2 separate regions of the Mus musculus genome follow, and region 2 is linked to region 1. A link is a loop called in an ENCODE intact Hi-C map of the cell type or tissue named here. Cell type or tissue: heart. All regions are shown on one strand. Links, peaks and the distances in the headings refer to the core of each region. The heading gives the core; the rest is flanking DNA.

Region 1 (9,647 bases), core at 891-8,890:
CAGCCAGTGGAAGCCCTGGAACCCCTCAGAGCAAAGGTCAGTCTTGATTTCAAGTTCACACAACGAGGCTGGCTTCTGACAGCGGCTTGAGTGACTCTGGCTCTTCAACCATCTTTCTTTCCTTTTTCTTTTGTTTGGTTTTTCAAGACAGGGTTTTTCTGTGTAGTCTCAGCTTTCCTGGAACTCACTCTGTAGACCAGGCTGGCCTTGAACTTATAGAGATCCATCCACCTGCCTCTGCCTCATGACAGTGCTGGGATTAAAGGCATGCACCACTACTACCTGGCTTTTTATTTTTAACTTGGGATTTTTTGGTGTGTGTGTGTGTGTGTGTGTGTGTGTGTGTGTGTGTGTGTGTGTGTGAATGTGTGTATGTGAATGTGTGTGTGTGTGCATGTGTGTGTGAATGTGAATGTGTGTGTGTGAATGTGTGAGAATGTGTGTGTGCATGTGTGTGTGTGAATGTATGTGTGTGTGTGAATGTATGTGTGTGTGTGTGAATGTGTTGGTGCTCATGGAACACAGAGGCCAGGAGGGGTCATGAGGTCCCTGGAGCTGGAGTAGCAGTGGTTATGGGTTCTGGGGACTGCACTCCCATCTGCTGCAAGAACAGTACATGCTCTTAACAGCTGAGCCATCTCTTTAGCTTTTCACCATATTTCCTGCTAAAAAAAATGACCCCTAATATACAGACATTGGCAGACACCTATACTGTTCCTTCCTCAGGCTGACTCTGGATCAGGCAACGTGCTGCCAGCACACCTAGCCTGAGCTAGGATTCAACTACTCCCTGTGTTGGTTCCCTAAGGCTGGCAGAACACAAGGCTACAAAGTAGGTGGCTGAAACAATAGAAGTGTATTTTCTCCACAATCTAGAGGTCAGAGGTCTGCATTCAGATGTGGGTAGGTTTGGGTTTTTTTTTTTTTTTAACCTGGGGGCCAGAGGGAGAAGCTCCTGTCTCAGCTAATGGGTACCACTGTCCCCTACACTCCTTAGAGACGGAGGAAGGAGAATTCAGAGTTCCAGGTCAGTCTGGAATACACATCAAATTTAAGGCTAGCTAAGGTTCTGTAAGACCCTGACTCAGAAAAGAAAGGACAGGGGGTTGGGAGTCTACCTCAGTGGGTACAGTACTTGCAGACCACTTGGGAAGTCCCGGAGTTTGATTCCTAATACCACCACGGAACTGGGAATAGTGGCACGGACCCATGATCACAGCATTTGCGAGGTGGAGGCAGGCAGGCTAGAAATCTAGTTCAAGGGTATCCTCAGCTATATAGTGAGTTCATGGCCAGCCTGAGATACACTAGACTCTGACAAAAAACAACATTCCCCCTAAAACCTCCACTAACACCCATCATTTCTGAGTTTACATGTGGTCATTTTCCTTTCCTGTGCTGTGTTCTCTGCCTCAAAGATAGATTACCATTCACCTGTATGATGGATCTCACCAATTTCCAGTTTAATGCTATTATAATACTAAAACATTCTAGCACATCTTTCTGGTGACTTCTACTTACTCAATACTGAGGAGCTAGAACATTAGACTGAAAGTGTGACCAATTCTGTCCGATTTTATGATTTTTTTTTTTTTTGGTTTGGTTTTTTGAGACAGGATTTCTCTGTATAGCCCTGGCTATCCTGGAACTCACTTTGTAGGCCAGGCTGGCCTCGAACTCAGAAATCTGCCTGCCTCTGCCTCCCCAATGCTGGGATTAAAGGCGTGCACCACCACACCAGGCCGATTTTATGATTTTTTATACAGGGAAACTGAGGCTCAAGTTTGCCTAGTGAGTTGGTGGCAGGGTGAACCCAGAATTGAGTGCTAGCTGTCCTTTACCAGGAAGCCTTCCAGCCTCCCATTCTATCACCATGTCAGTGTTGCGCCTCAGAGGTCCAAATCTCCCCATATGTCCCATGTCCTTGCAGGTCCTGCATCCCCTCCTCTTGGCCCTTCACTTCAGCTCCCGCCGACCCCGGACCCATCAGCCGGAGACCCCGTCCACTCAGCCGGAGACCCCGTCCACTCCGAACTTTGTGATGCTGCTGCTTCGTCTTCCTCCTCTTCCTGCCCACCCTGCTCCCCGGATCCCAGCAGGGAAGCACCAGGGCCTGAGCCAGCAGAAGGGGCCGTGGGAAGTGGAGTGAATGGGGAGGGCAGGGGCGAGAAGGGACGCCTCTACTGCCCTACCTGTAAAGTGACAGTGAACTCCGCCTCTCAGCTTCAGGCTCACAACACAGGTCAGTGCTTCCCGGGTGCCATGTCATTCATGGCCAGGTGACAGAGGAACCTACCCACTGTTACTACAAAGACATTTCTGGGTCCTTCTCTTCGTCCCAAGGGAGGGGCATTGGGAGGAGAAGTCTGCAGCAACCAGAACTGAAGGTCACTAAGGGCCTGGAGTACCCTCCTCCATACTCCTTGGATCAAAAGGAAGGGACTTTTTCCCAGCTGTCTATTTTAAAAGGCCATCTTCCCTAAGGGATGTCCACAGAAAGCCATAGACAGCCAGAGATGCTGGGAAGACAGAAGTCTGTGTGCCTGGCGGGGGCCATGTGTGTGCGGAGGGGTAGCCAAGCTAACCTAGTTTGATGCTATGGCCTCCCTTCCGTACTGAGAGACCGTTTTCTTTCCTTCCAGGAGCTAAGCACAGATGGATGGTGGAAGGTCATCAAGGGGCTCCCCGAAGGGGCCGGGGCCGTCCTGTGTCCCGAGGAGGGACTGGACACAAGACCAAGAGAGTGATAGGAAATCGTGGGGGCCGGCAGGGACCCAGCCCTCCTTTCCATTGTGCCCTCTGTCAGCTCCATGTCAATTCAGAGACCCAGCTCAAGCAGGTAGGAGAAGGGAGACCAGGATAGGATGGGTATCAGAGCAAGGGAGGAGGCATTGATGCCCACTGAGGGATGGATGTGGCTAGGCTGTCCAGGACTGTCCCACGCCTGAGAGCCCCTTGTGTGTGTGTTGAACGTACGAACTATGGATAAGAGGAAGTCTGAGATAGTCTGACAATAGAATAGTTTGGGTTCTGTGGGCTTCCTCATCTCATTCTCTGTCTGTCTGTCTGTCTGTCTGTCAGCACATGAGCAGCCGGAGGCACAAAGACCGGCTGGCTGGGAAGCCCCCCAAGTCCTCCAGCCAGCATAACAAGCTGCAGAAGCACACAGCACTGGCTGTGAGTGTTCTCAAGGTACCTGTCTCTAGGAGGACCATGGTCTATATGGGAGAGAGGAGGAGGCAGGGCCAGCTGAAAGGCTTGGGGTGTGGCAAGAGGGAGGCTGCTGGTCCTGCAGCTGCCTGAGCAGGGACAGGGTTAGGGGGTGGAGGTGGGCCATACCCAGAGGAATTTCCTGCGGGTGGGCTGGGCCTAAGGTCATAATATGAAGGGCAAAAGCCAGGGGTGGGTGTGCTTATCCTAGAGACCATCTCTTCCTACCCCTCACAGTGCGGCCCGTCCCGAGGCTGTCCATCTGCTGGGCAGGAAGACAGCTGGCACAGCAAGGCCCCCTGGCATGACTGTTTGGGGGCGGGAGGGAGGAGGTTAGACTTAGAACTCTAAAAGGCACGTCCCCGAGGCAAAAAGGCTCCTGGATGTGTCCCAGGGAGGGGGCGGGCTTCTCTGGTATCAGAGACCCTCTCCATTTCTGTTTTTATTGTAGTCTAAATTGGCCTTGCAGAAGCAACTCACCAAGACGCTGGCAGCCCGCTTCCTGCCTGGTCCGCTGCCCACCACAGCTGCTGCCATCTGTGCCCTGCCAGGGCCCCTGACCCTCCGGCCTGCTGCAACAGCAGCTGCTACCCTCTTCCCAGCTCCTGTCCTGGGCCCAGCTCTGTTTCGTTCTCCAGCAGGAGCTGTCCGCCCTGCTGCAGGACCCATCCTTTTTGCTCCCTATTAGTGGACTCAGAATGGCCACATCCTATCTCTTCCAGTCAGACACTTGTCTCCACATCCCACAGAGACTGCCTTTTGCAGTTTCCGGGTTCCCACCCAACCTGGGTAGCTGCCCTTCACTCAGACTGGGGTTCTCCAGTCCCCTGGCTCTGAGGACCACCACTACCCTCCTTTCCTGGGCCAGCCCTAGGCTGCCCTGCATCTATGATTTAACAAATCCCAAAGATCTATGCAAAAACCACAGCCCCAGTCTCATGGTGCTCTCATACCCAGACCCCAACTAGAGACGTACACAGAGCTGACAGCATTTTAGCTCCCAAGGGCCAGCCTCTCCTGCCATGTTCTAGAGCGGTCTGGACAATCACTAGAGACAGGGATCTCAAACTGAAGTGGGCTGGAACCTATCAGGCATATTTACCATGGGGTAGCCAGGTATGGTGGTGCATTCCTGCAATCCTAGGGCCTGGATTACGAGTTCAAAGTCAGTTTGAGCCATATAGCTAGACACTGTCTCAAACACCAAAACAACCACAAGTAGACTACAGGGTATGTATGGCAAAGGGCCATAGAGATAAGAGGCCCCAAAGTTCTTAAAAAATGTACTGTGAAAGTGAGGCAGAGTTGAGATGACGCGCCATCTGCTCGTGGGGGTGGGGCTTGAAGGGAAAAGTGGTGTTCAGGCTGGGCCTGACTGTGTCATCCTGGCTGGTCTGGGACTGTATGCTCAGGCTGGCAAACTCAAAAAATCTACCTGCCTCTGCCTCTTAAGTAACGGAACTAAAGGCACACACCACCCTGCCTGGTCTGGCTTTGACACAATAGCCCTGGCTGTCCTGGAACTCACTTTGTAGACCAGGCTGGCCTCGAACTCAGAAATCTGCCTGCCTCTGCCTCCCGAGTGCTGGGACTAAAGGCGTGCACCACCACACCCGGCACTACAGCTCTTCTTATCTTAGCCTTTCAGTGGTTTCTCTTGAACCCCAACTCTAAAGGGGCTCTGGGTCTCCCTCAGCCTAGGGACTCTCCATTCCACACTGGGTCTGGCCATCCCAAGTGTGGCGTTTCGGGCTGGTACATGGTCCAGTAAACCCTCAAGATCAACTTTCATGTCACCAAAGCCAGTGCCATTCCCCCATTCGACATGGGATTTCACCAGGATCCACCTATATCCCCCTTTTTTTGAAAGATATTTCCAATGGGACAAGAAAAGGGGTAGGGGACGGGAAACTTTTTGATAATAGCAGTTGTGGTTTTATTGTGTCCAACACATCAATAAATGAACTTCAAGCCTGAGCCTGTAGGTGCCCAGACTCTCCTTGCCCAGGCCTGGGCACCAGCCCCCCCTCGCCTGTTCTAGGAGGAGGAGAGGGTATTGGAGGTGGCCTGGCCATAGTGTTTAACCCGTGTGAGGTGTGCACATCAGAAGCACGGAGTGGGCACCGCAGGTTGTGGGTGATAAGCTCACTTGATAGCACAAGCCTCTGATGGAAGGCTTGTCAGCTCCTGGGAAGCTGCTACTGGGCTGCCTGGTTCTCTTCAGGCATCTGAGGTAAGAAAGAAGGGCTGGGGGCGCGGCTTATCCCACCTTCACCAGAGCAGCAGGTGCATAAATACAGAGAGAGTATAAATATAAAGTCCAGCTACTAGCCAAAACCAACCAGGAGGGATGGACACTACCCTGTTGGGCAGGTTAATAGACAGCCGCTCGCTCGCAGCACTGAGCAGAGTGCACCCCTGCCCCCTGGTGGTTAAGAGAGGCCGTCCAGCCTCCAGGGCCGGTAGGTGTAGCACCTTAAAGAGGGTGGAGCAGGGGCAGAAGACACACAGGAGGCCCAAGCCACCAGCTTTAGAAAAGTCACAGCGCTACCCGTGGCTCTAGGTGACATCCAAGCTTCTGTCAACTCACATACGAGAAGACTGACGCTCAGGGGAGAAGAGTCTTGCTAAGTCTCAGGGCATGTGACAGCCCAGTCATCACTCCACTCTACCTCAGCCAATAAGACCTCTGCTCCTGGAACAGGAAGAGGAAGTGAAACAACTGGGAGATGGGTAGAGGTCAAACAGGAAATGCCACTCCCAGGAGCCTGACTTTACCAGGCCTTGAACAGGCCAGAGGAAAGGTCAGGGTGGAGGATGAGGAACCAACCCTAAGCCAGCTCGCACAAATGTATGCTTACAGTACCTAGTCTTTTGTTTTAAGGCTGGTACTGTGTGTATGTTAGTGGCAGGAAATTCAGAGTTGGGATCCCTGATAGGAGGCAGATCCTGGACTGGGCGCGTTGGCATGACGGCCCTGCTTCCTGCACCAGGCAGATGGAAGGGACACTAACCCATAAGTGTCTAGGTGACAGTGGAGAAAATATGGTCAGCTGGGGGAGGGGTGGGAACTATTATGGAAGGTCAAGGGAGGGCCAACAATCAAGTTCACTTGCACTTCTTGGAGTTAAGAGAGGACAAAGGTGGCACTGGCCTGGGCCAGCCCAGCTTCCTGTCCTAGAGGGTCACTCCCCTACCGACTGGGAAGAACAGCTTGCTTATGCACCCTGTGCTCGCCACCCATCCCGGAATGGGCTTGGAATGGTGAAGCAAGAAGGGCAGCTATTCAGCCATCCAAGGAGCCGCTGCCCTTGTTCTTGCGGCTGAGGGGGAAGGCAGACTTGCTCTGCGGCTGGGTCATCTTGCTGGCCAGGTAGATGAAAGGCTCTAGGAGGGAGCGTCGGTCAGCCACCGACACCTCCCATAGCTTCACCTTCTCGGACTTGGCCCAGTGCTGGGCCACGTCAGGGTCTACGCGACGCTGCTCCTGCAGGTCACACTTGTTGCCAAGGACCACGATGGTGACCTGGAGAGGACAGATGAGAACAGGGACTGTCGGCATGCAGTGGCTCAGGACCAGGTGTAGCCATCAGCTGTTTCTGGCCAACAGCTGGGGAGGATGCAGTTCCCAGAGGACTTCTGGAGGACTAGCAAGAACACAGAGCCCCAGAGAAGGAAAACTAGACCGCGCTTCATGTGCTAGGAGGGAACCTAGTAAACCAAGAAGAAGACTCAGCGATTGAGCTCTCCTATCATGTGGCCCACTACCTCTTGTGTGGGTTGAAGACCCTCTCCAATGATCTTCCCGGCCTTCTAGCTCCTAAACTACCTCTTGGCAAATGCGCACAACTGGGAATCATGCCAGCACCCTGTCTCAGTCAGGGTTTCTATTCCTGCACAAAACATCATGACCAAGAAGCAAGTTGGGGAGGAAAGGGTTGATTCAGCTTGCATTTTCCACATTGCTGTTCATCATCAAAGGAAGTCAGGACTGAAACTCAAGCAGGGCAGGAAGCAGGAGCTGATGCAGAGGCCATGGAGGGATGTTCTTTACTGGCTTGCTTCTCAGCTTGCTTTCTTATAGAACCCAAGACTACTAGCCCAGGGATGGCACCACCCACAAGGGGCCCTCCACTCTTGATCACTAATTGAGAAAATGCCCCACAGCAGGATCTTATGGAGGCATTTCCTCACCTTAAGTGCCTTTCTCTGTGCTAACTCCAGCTGTGTCAAGTTGACACACAAAACCAGCCAGTATACACCCGAAAGCATACCGAGGACCCACGCTCATGCTCTCCTACCACTGGGCTCCCAGCAGAAGTCTAGGACATGTACCTCCTTCTTGTCCTTGGACTTGTCGATCTCCTTCTTGAGCAGCTCGACGCGCTGGAACGACTCTCGGCTGTCTGTGCTGTAGACCAGGACGTAGCCATCGGTGCAGGAGAAGCAGTGCTTGGGCAGCTCGGCCCCATCCCGGAGACCCCGTGTATCATAGAAACGCACCTGCTCCCGCACCCCTCGGTCTGTCTCGATGGAGCCTACATAGATGTCCTCCTGGGTCTCGATCATCTCAGAACCTGGGTTAAAATGAGTCAAGAGAGATGGGAGATGGGAGCAAGGTAGATAGCCTAACAAGCCGACCAGACACAGGGCATAAGGAATATGGGGGCTCGGGAGAGACCAGACTTGAGAGTGAGACCGAGTGTCATGTCTTTATCACACCAAGCAAAAGGGCAACACAGAACTGGGTGTGGAGACACACACCTTGAATTGAAGCTCTTGGAGGAGGGGAGGCAGGGGCAGAGACAGGTTGATCTGTGAGAGTTCCTGGCCAACCTGGGCCGTACAGTGAGGCCCTCTCAAAGACGATAACAACAAGGCGGGCAGTAATAGAAGCAGACACCCTACATCCACCTCTGGCCAAGTGCTGTGGGGTGGGAATGGGCTTCTTCCTATCTTGGCTTTGGGTTTCTTCCTTCTAGATTTGTACAATGTCATAGAACTTGGGTGGTACAATGTTTTATTTTCCCCCTCCATTGTGGGGTTCAAACCCAAGGACTAGTACATGTTAGACCAGGGCTCTGACAGTCAGCCCTGCCTCCAGCCCTAATTGGGAGGGTGTGAAAGCAGCTGGTGTCCTTTTTAGCTTTTGGATTCAGGATGTGACCAGATCCTTCACTCAAGGTCTTCTGCCAGTCTCCCGGGCCCAGCAACACTCACCCACGACATGGTTCCCGTACAGAAGCTGCTCAAGGATTGAAGTTTTGCCCACAGATGCCTGGCCGCACACGACCACCTTGCAGCTCTTCCCCATGCTTAGCTTTCAACCTAAAAGGACAGAAGCCGTGTGGTGAGGGAAGACAGAATCCAAACAGCAGGCCAGGGAGCATCAGGGAGTTAGCACCACCCTGATGTTTACCGAACTACTGAGCAGTGAGCTGTAATTAACCTCCTTATCCCATGAGTGGCCAGGATTTGGCACACAGCCAGGGTGGGGTTAATGGCACCACAAAGGGAGGGGCTTAGAGAGTGGGGTGACAAAAACAGCTGGCCGGGTTTGTTCCTGTGCACAAGATAGGGCACCAAATACTGAAGGAAGTTCCACAAATACTCCTGTTCTTTTTGTTTGATTTTGGGGGGAGGGGGTTGTTTTGAGACAGGGTCTCATGTACCCCAAGCTGGCTCCCAGCTGATGAAATAGTTGAGGCATATGCACACCAGGCTGTTTTCTCCTTTTAACCATGACTTCCGTGAAGAAAGAAGCAGGGATTTTAGATTCTTCTTGACATCTTTTCCTCAGGGAGAGTGTGCAAATATGGAGAAAAACTTTCTTTCTTTCTTTCGGGGGGGGGGGGGCGGGGTTTCTCTGTATAGCCCTGGCTGTCCTGGAACTCACTTTGTAGACCAGGCTGGCCTCGAACTCAGAAATCTGACTGTCTCTGCCTCCTAAGTACTGGGATTAAAGGCGTGCAACCACCACTGCCCGGCATAACTTGCTTTCTTGAATGACTAATTTGGATGGCAATAAATTCCATTTAACCATTCCCAGTTGAATCCACCGGTAAAATAAAGATCTGACAAGAAACAGAATAAAGAGAAAAGTGCTTCCGAAAGATGGCTTTTACATCCCTTGAACTGACAGGCACAGAGAAAGCTCAGATTTATAAACTCTCTTGAGACTGCAGAGAGAGGTCCTTCTAAAGGGAAACTTCCTGACACAGGCACCCGGGGAGCGCCAGTAATCGCCCCTTCCTCCTCCCCCCAGAAAGCAGAGATCCAGAGGTAAGCCTCAAAGGGGTCCCAAGCAGAAACCTCTCCAGGAGAGTTTCCTGTCGCTCATCTCCACCCCGTGGTGTGAGCCTTTTAGTAAGCGACACTCGAGAGGCTGCCAGAGGCCGCCGCCACAGAGTACCCCTGAAGGGCACCCCTCAGAATCT
Region 2 (9,647 bases), core at 1,043-9,042, 66 kb before region 1:
GCCGCAGATGCTGATCGGAGCAGGGAACACAAGCCAGAGCACACACATGACCCAGGTGTTGGGCCGTGGCTGGAGGCATTTCACAGGGGAGAAAGGGGAACAGGGTTTTCCATACCGTAGCAGGGTTCTGGGGAAGAGGGATTGAATCTTCCTAGACAAGAGACCAGAGAGCTGGGATTAAACAGAGACACTCCCCACCACCACCCTCTTTCGCTTAAGTTTCCCCCTGCCTAAAGTCCCAGGGGATGGAGTAGCAGGGACCCAAGGGCCTGTAGAAAAAAAAAATGAGTAGGTGGTATGGCTTCTCAGGGCAGAGGATCAGGGATATGGGATCCTTTATGGGGGATAGGGGTTAGGCAGGGACTTTTAGAGGTCACTAGGGAAGGGGTCTGGTAGGATGCTTGCCTCACAAGCACAGAGCCATAAGCCAGGTGTGGTAGTGTGTTGTAATCCCAGCACTCAGATGACAGATGGAGGCAATAGACCCAGAGGGTCAAGGTGGTTCTTGTCTACAACAGCAAGTTCAAGGCCAGCTTAGGATATTTGAAGAATCTGTCTTTTATAAGGGAGGGAGGGAGAAAAAAGTGTCCTAGGGATTACGGGTCACTAGGAAAGGCCAGCATAATCTTGGGGATAACCTTGGGACAGACTGGGACTCTGGGTTCCCGTAAACCTTTTCTTTCTCCCTGAACCCTCCAACAGAAAGACCAGCAGGAAGTGATCCAGGAGTTCAGGGATGGTATCCTGAGCCTTCTAGTGGCCACAAGTGTGGCAGAGGAGGGGCTGGATATCGCTCAGTGCAATGTGGTGGTGCGCTATGGGCTCCTGACCAATGAGATCTCCATGGTCCAGGTACACTTAAGCCCTGCTACCCACTGCAGCCCTGGAAGGATCCCATATGGATCCCAGCCCACATCTCCCTCACCTTTGTCATTTTTCCCAGGCCCGGGGTCGTGCTCGAGCTGGTCAGAGTGTGTACTCCTTCCTGGCTACAGAGGGCAGTCGGGAGATGAAGCGGGAGCTAACCAATGAGGCTCTGGAGGTGCTGATGGAGAAGGCTGTGGCTGCTGTACAGAAGATGGACCCTGATGAGTTCAAGGCCAAGGTCAGCGGCAGCCTGCAGCAGCCTCTGAGAGCCTGAGGCTCTGACTGCATCCACACACTCCTGGGTCCCCTCCAGGATCACTTAGGGAACTTTTATACCAGGCAGAGAAAGATCAAGGCCATGGTAACTGTTGCCAGAGAAGGCGATGCCTGTCCTCTGCATGACCTTAGAAAATAGGCCTTGTCCCAGGTGTGCCCTTATCCTTGGTTGGAGGCCAGCCTGAATTATGTGAGGGTGCTGGGGGAAAGGGCTGGGGGACGGGAAACAGATACTTTATATATTTGTGAGAGCCTTTCTGGAAATAGAAGGAAACAAAAACACAGGTGGTAGGTAAGATCCGGACAGATAATGTCCTAATCTCAGAAGCAGCATCCAAGCCATTTTCTTTAGTGCTGTTGTTTTAGCATAATGCCATCCCATGATAGATTTAAACAAACAAACAGACAAACAGCCGGGCAGTGGTAGCGCACGCTTTTAATCCCAGCGCTTGGGAGGCAGAGGCAGGTGGATTTCTGAGTTCAAGGCCAGCCTGGGCTACAAAGTGAGTTCCAGGACAGCCAGGGCTACACAGAGAAATCCTGTCTCGAAAAACAAACAAACAAAAAAGATAAAAACAAACAAGCAAAAAAAGCTATGCATGACATTTTTTAAAGGATGAATACAACACAACATTAACAGGAACGGGGAGATGACTCAGTCAGTCAAGGGTAACACAAGCACAAGGACCTGAATTCCCAGTCCAGTAAAAGTCTGGGTACAGCAATGTGTTAACTCTGGGAAGACAGACAGGAGGATTTCTGGGCTTGCTGGCCAGCCAGCTTATCTGAGTCAGGGAGCTTCAGGTTCAGTGAGAGACCCTGTCTCAAACAAGAAGTCCCTTCTGGGTCCGGGTACAAATGATCTGGGGTCTTTGGGAACTCTGAGAACTTTCCTGAGGTTGGGTCTCTTGGTGTCCATGTCCAAGTCCTGTCCCCCGCCCTCTTCTCCAGATCCGGGACTTGCAGCAAGCATCTCTAGTTAAGCGGGCAGCACGCGCGGCCCATCGGGAGATCCAGCAGGGGCAGTTCCTACCGGAGCACGTGCAACTTCTCTGCATCAACTGTATGGTGGCCGTGGGCTACGGGAGTGACCTGCGGAAAGTGGAGGGCACCCACCACGTCAATGTGAACCCCAACTTCTCGTGAGAGCCATGGGAGGGCTTGCAGGATGCAGAAGGGCTTTTTACCGGGTGTGGCAAGCTAAAAAGTGTTTTAGCAAGCAGGTTTTATCCCCAACAAAGAGAACTAGAATTTAGGATACAAAGAATTTAGCCATGACCTGAGTCCTTGACCCTACCCACTCTCAGGATATCAAGAAAAGTTTAACTGTCGGGTGAGGTAGCCTGTCTATGTCACTCAGTAGGCTAGGGAGAATTTTTTTTTTTTTTTTTTTTTTTTTTTTTGGTTTTTGGAGACAGGGTTTCTCTGTATAGCCCTGGCTATCCTGGAACTCACTCTGTAGACCAGGCTGGCCTCAAACTCAGAAATCCGCCTGCCTCTGCCTCCCAAGTGCTGGGATTAAAGGCGTGCGCCGCCACCACCACCCAGCTGCAGTATCTTTTTCAATATTTGGAACATAAGTTATATGTCACCTAGGTAGGAGAAGGAGGGTGATGGGGTTTAAACACGGGAAATGAGTCTAGGCAGAAGTGAGAGAGCATAATTACCCTGAGAGGAATGATGGCAGGGATGGGGCTCGGGATCCAAGGATGTTCTCTGGATGCAGGAATAGGGTGTGGACAGGGCAGGCCAATCCTCCTGGGGACTAGAGTTCCTGATTCTGGGAAATTCTCTATCTTGACAGGCAGAAAGGTCAGATGTCTTGGGAGGGACTCAGCCAGTTACAGGACATGGAATCTGGGGTTCAGGGGCTCCAGAAGGGCTCTGTCTACTCCATTCTTTCTAGGGTCTACTATACCACCTCCCAGAACCCTGTGGTCATTAACAAGGTCTTTAAGGACTGGAGACCTGGAGGAACCATCAGGTGCAGTAACTGTGGGGAGGTAAGTAAAAGGCTATAGCCCAAGGCAAAGAGCCCTCAGCCCTGGACTCCAGAGGCCCTTGGTTTGGGAAAGGAGGCCTAGCTGCACCTTCCAGTCGTCACCCCAGGTGGGAACCACGCCTGCTCTGGGAGACCCTCTGTCCTTCTGTCTGAGAGACCCGCCGTCTGTCCTGTAGTCCCCTGTAGCTTGACCTTTTACTATTTTGCATGTTCCTTTTTCTTCCACCCTTCTTCACTTCTTTATTCACCCTTTCAAGCCCCTAACCCTAGGTAGGAGAGAAAAAAAGGATAGAGGGGGAAGGGGGCGATATTATCGGTAGACAACTTCCTGATGATTTGGGGCATCGAGTTCCTTGGGGCCAGTATGATCTTCACTGTCAGGATATCTAATTTCTTCTTTTCATCTCTTTGTACCCAATGCAACCAACATCATCCAACCACCAACTAGCCTCTTCTATCTTTGCTCTAGCATTTATACACCCTCTGAAGGGTCCCCAGACTTCCAGACGTCAAAACCACACCCTTGCTAGAGCACCAAGCAAATCACTGTCATTTGCTGTGGACAATCCAAGGCCGCCCCATATTACACACCTGGGATTAAAATTAAAACACTCTCATGAATCTGTGTTTTTAAAGAAACCAAAAATTTCATTATAGTCCTGTCTTAGGGAGCCTCCTGCATGATGGCCTCTGGTGGTAGATATGGGGCTGGTCATCACAGAAGTCCAGTTTAAGGATAGAAAGCCACGTGCTTCCATCTGTTCCACCATCAGGTCTGGGGCTTCCAGATGATCTACAAATCAGTGACCTTGCCAGTGCTCAAAATCGGAAGCATACTACTGGAAACACCTCGAGGGAAGATCCAGGCCAAAAAGTGGTCCCGGGTGCCTTTCTCCATACCAGTCTTCGATATCCTGCAGGACTGCACACAAAGCCTGTCTGAGCTCTCCCTGGACTGACCCCCTTGTGACTGCAGTACCTAGGTCAAACTGCAGGGGGCAGGAGAGTCCAGCAAGCCATCCTCCTTCCCCTGGCTAGCACTCTGGTCAGGGTACCCCTTTATTCTGCTGCAGAGATCTTAAACACATTGGATGGAGTTGGAAGATGAACGCAGGAGAATTATTATGCCATGATGTTCTAAGAACTACAACATCCCTCCCTTGCCCAAGCACCTTGTAGGTTTTGTTTTTGTTTTTGAGGCTCTTCATAAATTAAAGGTGTAGTAGAGAATATGTAACGGTTTTTATTTTGAAGTGTAATTGATGGAAAATAAGCTTCATTAGTGTGCCATGCCTCCTCCTAGTCAAGAGATGAACGCACCCTCGCAGATGTCTTTGTTTCCACTGTAAGGCCTATCTTCTACCCCTCTTTGCACACTTACCTGCTTGAGTAAATTTTAATGTTAAAATATTACCCTTTGGACTAGCTGAGTTGTCAGAGCTCAGCCTACAGTGTACAAAGCCCAGGGTTTGATGTCCAGAACTGCATAAAGCCAGCATGGCGAGTGCCTACCTGGATTCTAAACACTGGAGGGGTAGAGACAGGAGGATGCTCTGATGAGATCGTTCACTGGGTAAAGTATTGCCTACAGGCCTGACTGACTGAGTTCAATCCCCCAGGACCAACTTGGGGGAAGGTGAGGGCCACCAACTTGTTTCTCTGACCTCCTCCCATGCATCCTAGTGCAGTCATAAATACTCCAGCACACACACACACACACACACACACACACACAAACACACACACACACTCCGGCACACACATGCACACACAATGAATAATAACTGTAGCTAAGATAAGTTTAAAGCCATCCTTGGCTACATTGTATGTTTGAGGTCCGCCTGGGGTTGTCTCAAAAAAAAAAAAAAAAAAAAGAAAGAAAGAAAAAAGAAAAGAAAGGAAGGAAGGAAGAAAAAAGAAAGAAAAAAGAAATGAAAGGAAAAATGTCTTCTGTGTCTGCCAAGTTCTCATGTAGATCACCAGCAGGATAAATCTGAGGTGCCCAAGACAGGGTTCACAGGCCGAGAACACACCCATCACAGAAGCGGCTCTGGGTTTCATTCCTAGATCTAAAAAGCTTCAATTTGAGGCTCTTTAAGAATGTAAAGTCCTTGTCTCCTTGCCACCCTGTGACAGGTTCTAACTCTTCAACCCCCCCCCTTGTCCCCCCTTCTCACTTGAGAAAAAGCATCCGAGAGCCAGTATTGGAGGGCTGGAGTCAGGTAGGCATGGAGCAGGGAGAATCAGAGAGGCCTAATTTTTTTTTGTTCTGATTTTAATAGAGGCAAGATCTAGGTTGATTCTTCAGGGAAAGGGCTATTTCTGTAGTAAGAGGCCCAGCAGGCACAAGCCACCTTTGGGGGGGGGGAGGGATGGAAGGGTTAGGGCAGATTCCACAGAAGGATGACAGTTCTTCCTGTTATCCAACCTGTATCTCTTCTGCTTCATTCTTGCCCTGCCTCAAAGTGCATAGAAAAGAATTGATTCTCTCTTCTCCCAGTCTTTTCTGGCTAAAGCTAAAAATTCACAGCCACTCTTTTGGGCAGCCATCTTAACTAGGGTAACTCTTTCTCAGAGTGTCCTTGGTCCCTTCAGGAGTCATCCCCCCCCAACCACCAGCCAGGAACGTGCCTTTTACAGGTCAATAAAATTAGCGACTGATGGAGGAGGGGGCGGGGGCAGAGTGCTAAGCTCAGTGGCCTTGAATGTGGCTGGACTCACGGAGTCTGGACGCCTGTCATTCCAGTGCTAAACAGTGACAGCTGAGGGACCTGCCAGGGGGGTTTGGGGTTTGGAGGAGGGCCCTGTGTTGCCAGGAGAGAGGAAAAAGATGGATGCCTAATGTCTCTCTAATCACTGGGTCTTTATATTGCTGACCTTTAGGCAGGAGTTAGGGAGGGGGTGGGGTAAGGGTGTCTCCACCCATCTTCAATTTTGTGAGACCCTCAGACTGAGGGGAGGGAGACTCAGGCAAATCTGTTCTTGTTGCTGCTTTGGGCTGGGGGGTGGGGGGTCTTCTGGCGGAGCCAGGCTTGTGAACATCTGGACCAGGCTGTCAGATAGAATTGTATAAGGTCAGGAGGACTCAGGTTTTCTAACCCTCCGAGAGTCAAGTGTAGGTTCGTTGCCAGTGCTCCTGGCACTTAGGAAGCTGAAGAAAAACTGGTGCTAGTTGAATTCAAATGTGGCCTGAGTGCAGCCTTCCTAGCCTTGGGAAAAACAAATGAGGAGGAAGAGGCAGTGGGGGAGGAGAAACATGACAATGATGATGACAAAAGGAAGGAAGGAAGGGAGAAAGAAAGAAAAAGAAGGGAGGAAAGAGAGAGCCCACACATACGTGAGCAAGCATGATTGGTGGTACATGCATGTATGTAATCCTAGCATTTAGAGGGTGGAGGCTAGAGGACCAAGAGCTCAAGGTAGTCCTGGGCTACATAAGACCCTATTTCAAATGAGACGGGGAGAGAAGGGAAAGGAAGAGATAAAAGAAAAGAAACCGGAACTCCCAGTGGCCCTGTTTCTCTGCTCTATACTCAACAACCTCAAAATGCTTACCGACTCCTCACCTTCAGGACTGGGGTGGGACTGGAGACCCCGCCCCTCCCAGCTCGTCCCCGCCCCCAGCCCGCCAGCCCCGGCCCGCGAGCCCAGAGCTTTTGCGCTGCAAACCAGGCGAGAGCAGGTGGCCACCGCCGGCTGCATCTCTTTCCTGCAGGTAAGACACTCTGAGGATCTCGAGGTCAGCTCGGAAAGACAAGGCAGAGCCTTCTGTCTCCTGCCCGTCTCAAACCTAGGGGACACCCAGAGACAACTAGGCTCGGTAGGCGGGTGCGATAAAACTCTAAGGAAGTTGGAGGGAGCCGCTGGCTCTACGGGATAATGCCAGAGTCCAAGGGCTGCGGAAAGCAGCAACGGGCAGCAGACACTACAATGTTCCGAAGGGCAGCAGGTGAACTTCGTCACCCCAAGTACCCTTTGTGTGTCCCAGGGCAATATATTCGCAGTTCGGAGTAATGGAGTGAACCGAAGGGTTTCTGTTCTGGGAGCAAGTGAGTGACAGCTGTTGCCTATCAGCGTGGGACTTGGGTTTTCTGGTGTCCCTGGGTCATCTGCATCATTTGCACTTGGCTATAGATGGCGAGAGGAGGTGGGGAATGAGGAAATGCCAGAATCCAGAGGGCCCAGGATCAGCAGGTCCATCCTGCCTAGTGTCTTAGAGTCAGACCCTGAGAATGAAGGCAGGCCTGGGATGACTGTGCCCTCTTATGTGGGATTTGGGCTTTAGGATGAGACTCTGCCTCCCAGAACTCCAGGGAGGGTTTTCTGGGAGACCTGATCTGAGATAACTCAGCTGTGATGCCAAGATTCCTGAGTCAGAAAAGAGAGGCAATTTGGGACCTTGTGAGCCACTTAAGTAAAGACCCCCGGGGTGTGGAACAGAGGGAGGGAGGGTGCTACCTAGTCCCAGTCAAGACTCCAGGAACCTTCCAGAGATCATCCCCAACCTTTGGACAGACTGAAGAGACGATTAGGGCAGGGGATTTTTTTCATGTTTTTCATGACTGTCTAGATCCAGCATTCCACGATCTCCTCCCACACACACCATCATTGTCAGGAAATTCTTCCTCGTGTATTATGTTCAAGTGTGTGTGTGTGTGTGTGTGTGTGTGTGTGTGTGTGTGTTATGTTCAAGTGTGTGTGTGTGTGTGTGTGTGAGAGAGAGAGAGAGAGAGAGAGAGAGAGAGAGAGATCTACATGCCATGGCATGTGGGTGGAGGTTGGAGGACAACTTGCTAGAGACAACTCTCGAGGTCCACCATGTATATGGATACTGGGGAATTGAACTCAGATCCTCAGGCCTGGCAGCAAGCGTCTTTATCGAAGCCATCTCATTGGCCCTTGCTCATTTCCTACCATCCTTTCTGCTTCTGGGATAGCTTCTTGCTGGGAGGCAGTGAGCTGTAGGGCAAGAGACCTTGGGGTGGGTTAGCACTGAGTCCTCGACCTCTGTCCTTGCTTCCTTACTTGAAAATGGGGTTAAGGTTAGGACCCACCTCATAGGGTAGCTGCAGGGATTTAATGAGAATTCGCAGAAGAGCATCTAGCCCGGTCTCTGGCGCCTGGTGATGGCTCAACAGGTCTAAGTGTCCCCTCCTGGGTAGGACAGCAAAGCCGATCTGCAGGGGGTGGAGGTGGGGTGGAAAATTTTTAAAGCTTGTCCAGAAAGGGAAATGCCCTTCACTCCTCCCCTGCCAGCCCCGGTCCCCTGCTGGTTCCCATCTCTGTGCTGTCCAGAACCCCTCACCTTCTCCTGGCTGTGTCGGACTTACATCTGCTGGGCGAGGCAGGATCCGGGGAGCGGCAGGGGCCCACTTGGGGCTGTGCCTAGATGGAACAAGCTCTGGCTTGGATACCCAACTCGACAAAAAATTCCCTGTGGGCGTTACCTCCCTGCCTTCCCCGCCTCCAGAAATCCACAAATTGGGATCAAACTAGGCTGGATTTTTCCAGGATGACAAATAATCCTGCCTGAAGATTGTGGGAGCTGCCCTCCAGTGGAGGGAGGGAAAGCTTCAAGCCCTGGCTCTAGTTCTGGTGGCCACCAAAGCCTGCCAATCCATGAGTACCCTTAAAATCTAGGCAAGGGAAGCAGGGCACAGGCCCTAGGCTGGGTACTTTCAAGCGTTCTGCTCTGGCTGCTTTCCATCAAGTGTAGAGTCAACCAGGCTAAGCATCAGGTCCACTCTCTCATGGCTGGAGATACAGTTCAGTCGCTAGAATGCTTGCTTAGTGTGCTGTTTTACAGGCTGGAAGCAGGCCGAGGTCCGGTGTCCAGTGGTCGGTCCTTGCAGTGCAGACATGACCTGGCCATAGGAATGTAGCAAGGGCAGGGGTGGCTGAACCCGGAGAATGGAGCCATCTCTCTACACTGTTATTCTGCTGTGAAACTCACCTCACCGGAAGCAGAGAAATCTGATTGTCAGCCTGCTCTCCCAGGTTGTCACGAAGGCATAATTGTCAAGGCAGGAGGCTAGAAAATGATTTATTGAACATGGGACTGGGGTTGTAGCTCAGTTGGTAGAGTGCTTACCAAGCATGCCCAAGGCCGCCAGCACCGCACACAACCAAGTGTGGTATATGGCAGACCGTGCCTATAATCCCAGAGCTTGGGAGGTGGAGTCAGGGGCATCGTAAGTTCTTCCTGTGTTATATAAAGTTTGAGGCTAGCCTGGGATACATGCGACCTTATTGGACATTTCATTAACCAGATCTTATAAAATATATATTATTGTTATTTTTTCATTACTGGGGGTTTAACCCAGGATTTTGTCTGTGCTAGGCCAGTGGTCTGTAGCTGAGTCATATCCCAGAGGGTTTTGTTTTGTTTGTTTTGGGGAGCCAAAGTTTGACAAAGTTACTCAGGCTGGCCTTAAACGTGAGGCAATCCTCCTGCCTCAGTTTCTCATGCAACTGGGATCAGAGGCCCATGCCACCATACCAT

What was found. Peaks named below come from ENCODE experiments on the same cell type or tissue, not always from the same donor. Only the 100,000 strongest peaks of a DNase experiment are listed, where the experiment ranks them.
Region 2: it touches region 1 in a loop (6-fold over the local background); 29 of 42 quality-filtered maps call a loop at or near these places.

Annotation. Positions count from the first base shown.
Region 1 is chr11:100,623,083-100,632,729 of GRCm38, reverse strand. It overlaps Nkiras2 (NFKB inhibitor interacting Ras-like protein 2), which reads right to left. Exons shown (of 4, transcript NM_028024.2): 2 at 8,431-8,538; 3 at 7,546-7,787; 4 at 5,128-6,736. The coding sequence starts at 8,524. The coding sequence ends at 6,497. Zfp385c (zinc finger protein 385C) reads left to right here. Exons shown (of 9, transcript NM_001373887.1): 5 at 1-36; 6 at 1,931-2,242; 7 at 2,643-2,839; 8 at 3,082-3,192; 9 at 3,662-5,187. The coding sequence ends at 3,898. Among named protein-coding and RNA genes, the nearest start is that of Nkiras2, 5.0 kb to the right of the region's middle. In heart, for the core only: a CTCF peak has its summit at 5,653 (motif pointing left); DNase peaks (open chromatin) are centred at 3,438, 5,929, 6,389 and 8,699; H3K4me3 peaks cover 281 bases; H3K27me3 peaks cover 1,077 bases.
Region 2 is chr11:100,689,614-100,699,260 of GRCm38, reverse strand. It overlaps Zfp385c (zinc finger protein 385C), which reads left to right and starts at 6,795. Exons shown (of 9, transcript NM_001373887.1): 1 at 6,795-6,860. It overlaps Dhx58 (DEXH (Asp-Glu-X-His) box polypeptide 58), which reads left to right. Exons shown (of 13, transcript NM_030150.2): 8 at 1-55; 9 at 703-852; 10 at 944-1,105; 11 at 2,095-2,285; 12 at 3,050-3,146; 13 at 3,919-4,377. The coding sequence ends at 4,104. Gm38483 (a long non-coding RNA gene) reads right to left here. Exons shown (of 5, transcript XR_880214.3): 2 at 9,104-9,647; 3 at 8,451-9,009; 4 at 8,200-8,322; 5 at 1,732-2,235. In heart, for the core only: a CTCF peak has its summit at 8,694 (motif pointing left); a DNase peak (open chromatin) is centred at 4,120; H3K4me3 peaks cover 902 bases; H3K27me3 peaks cover 4,139 bases.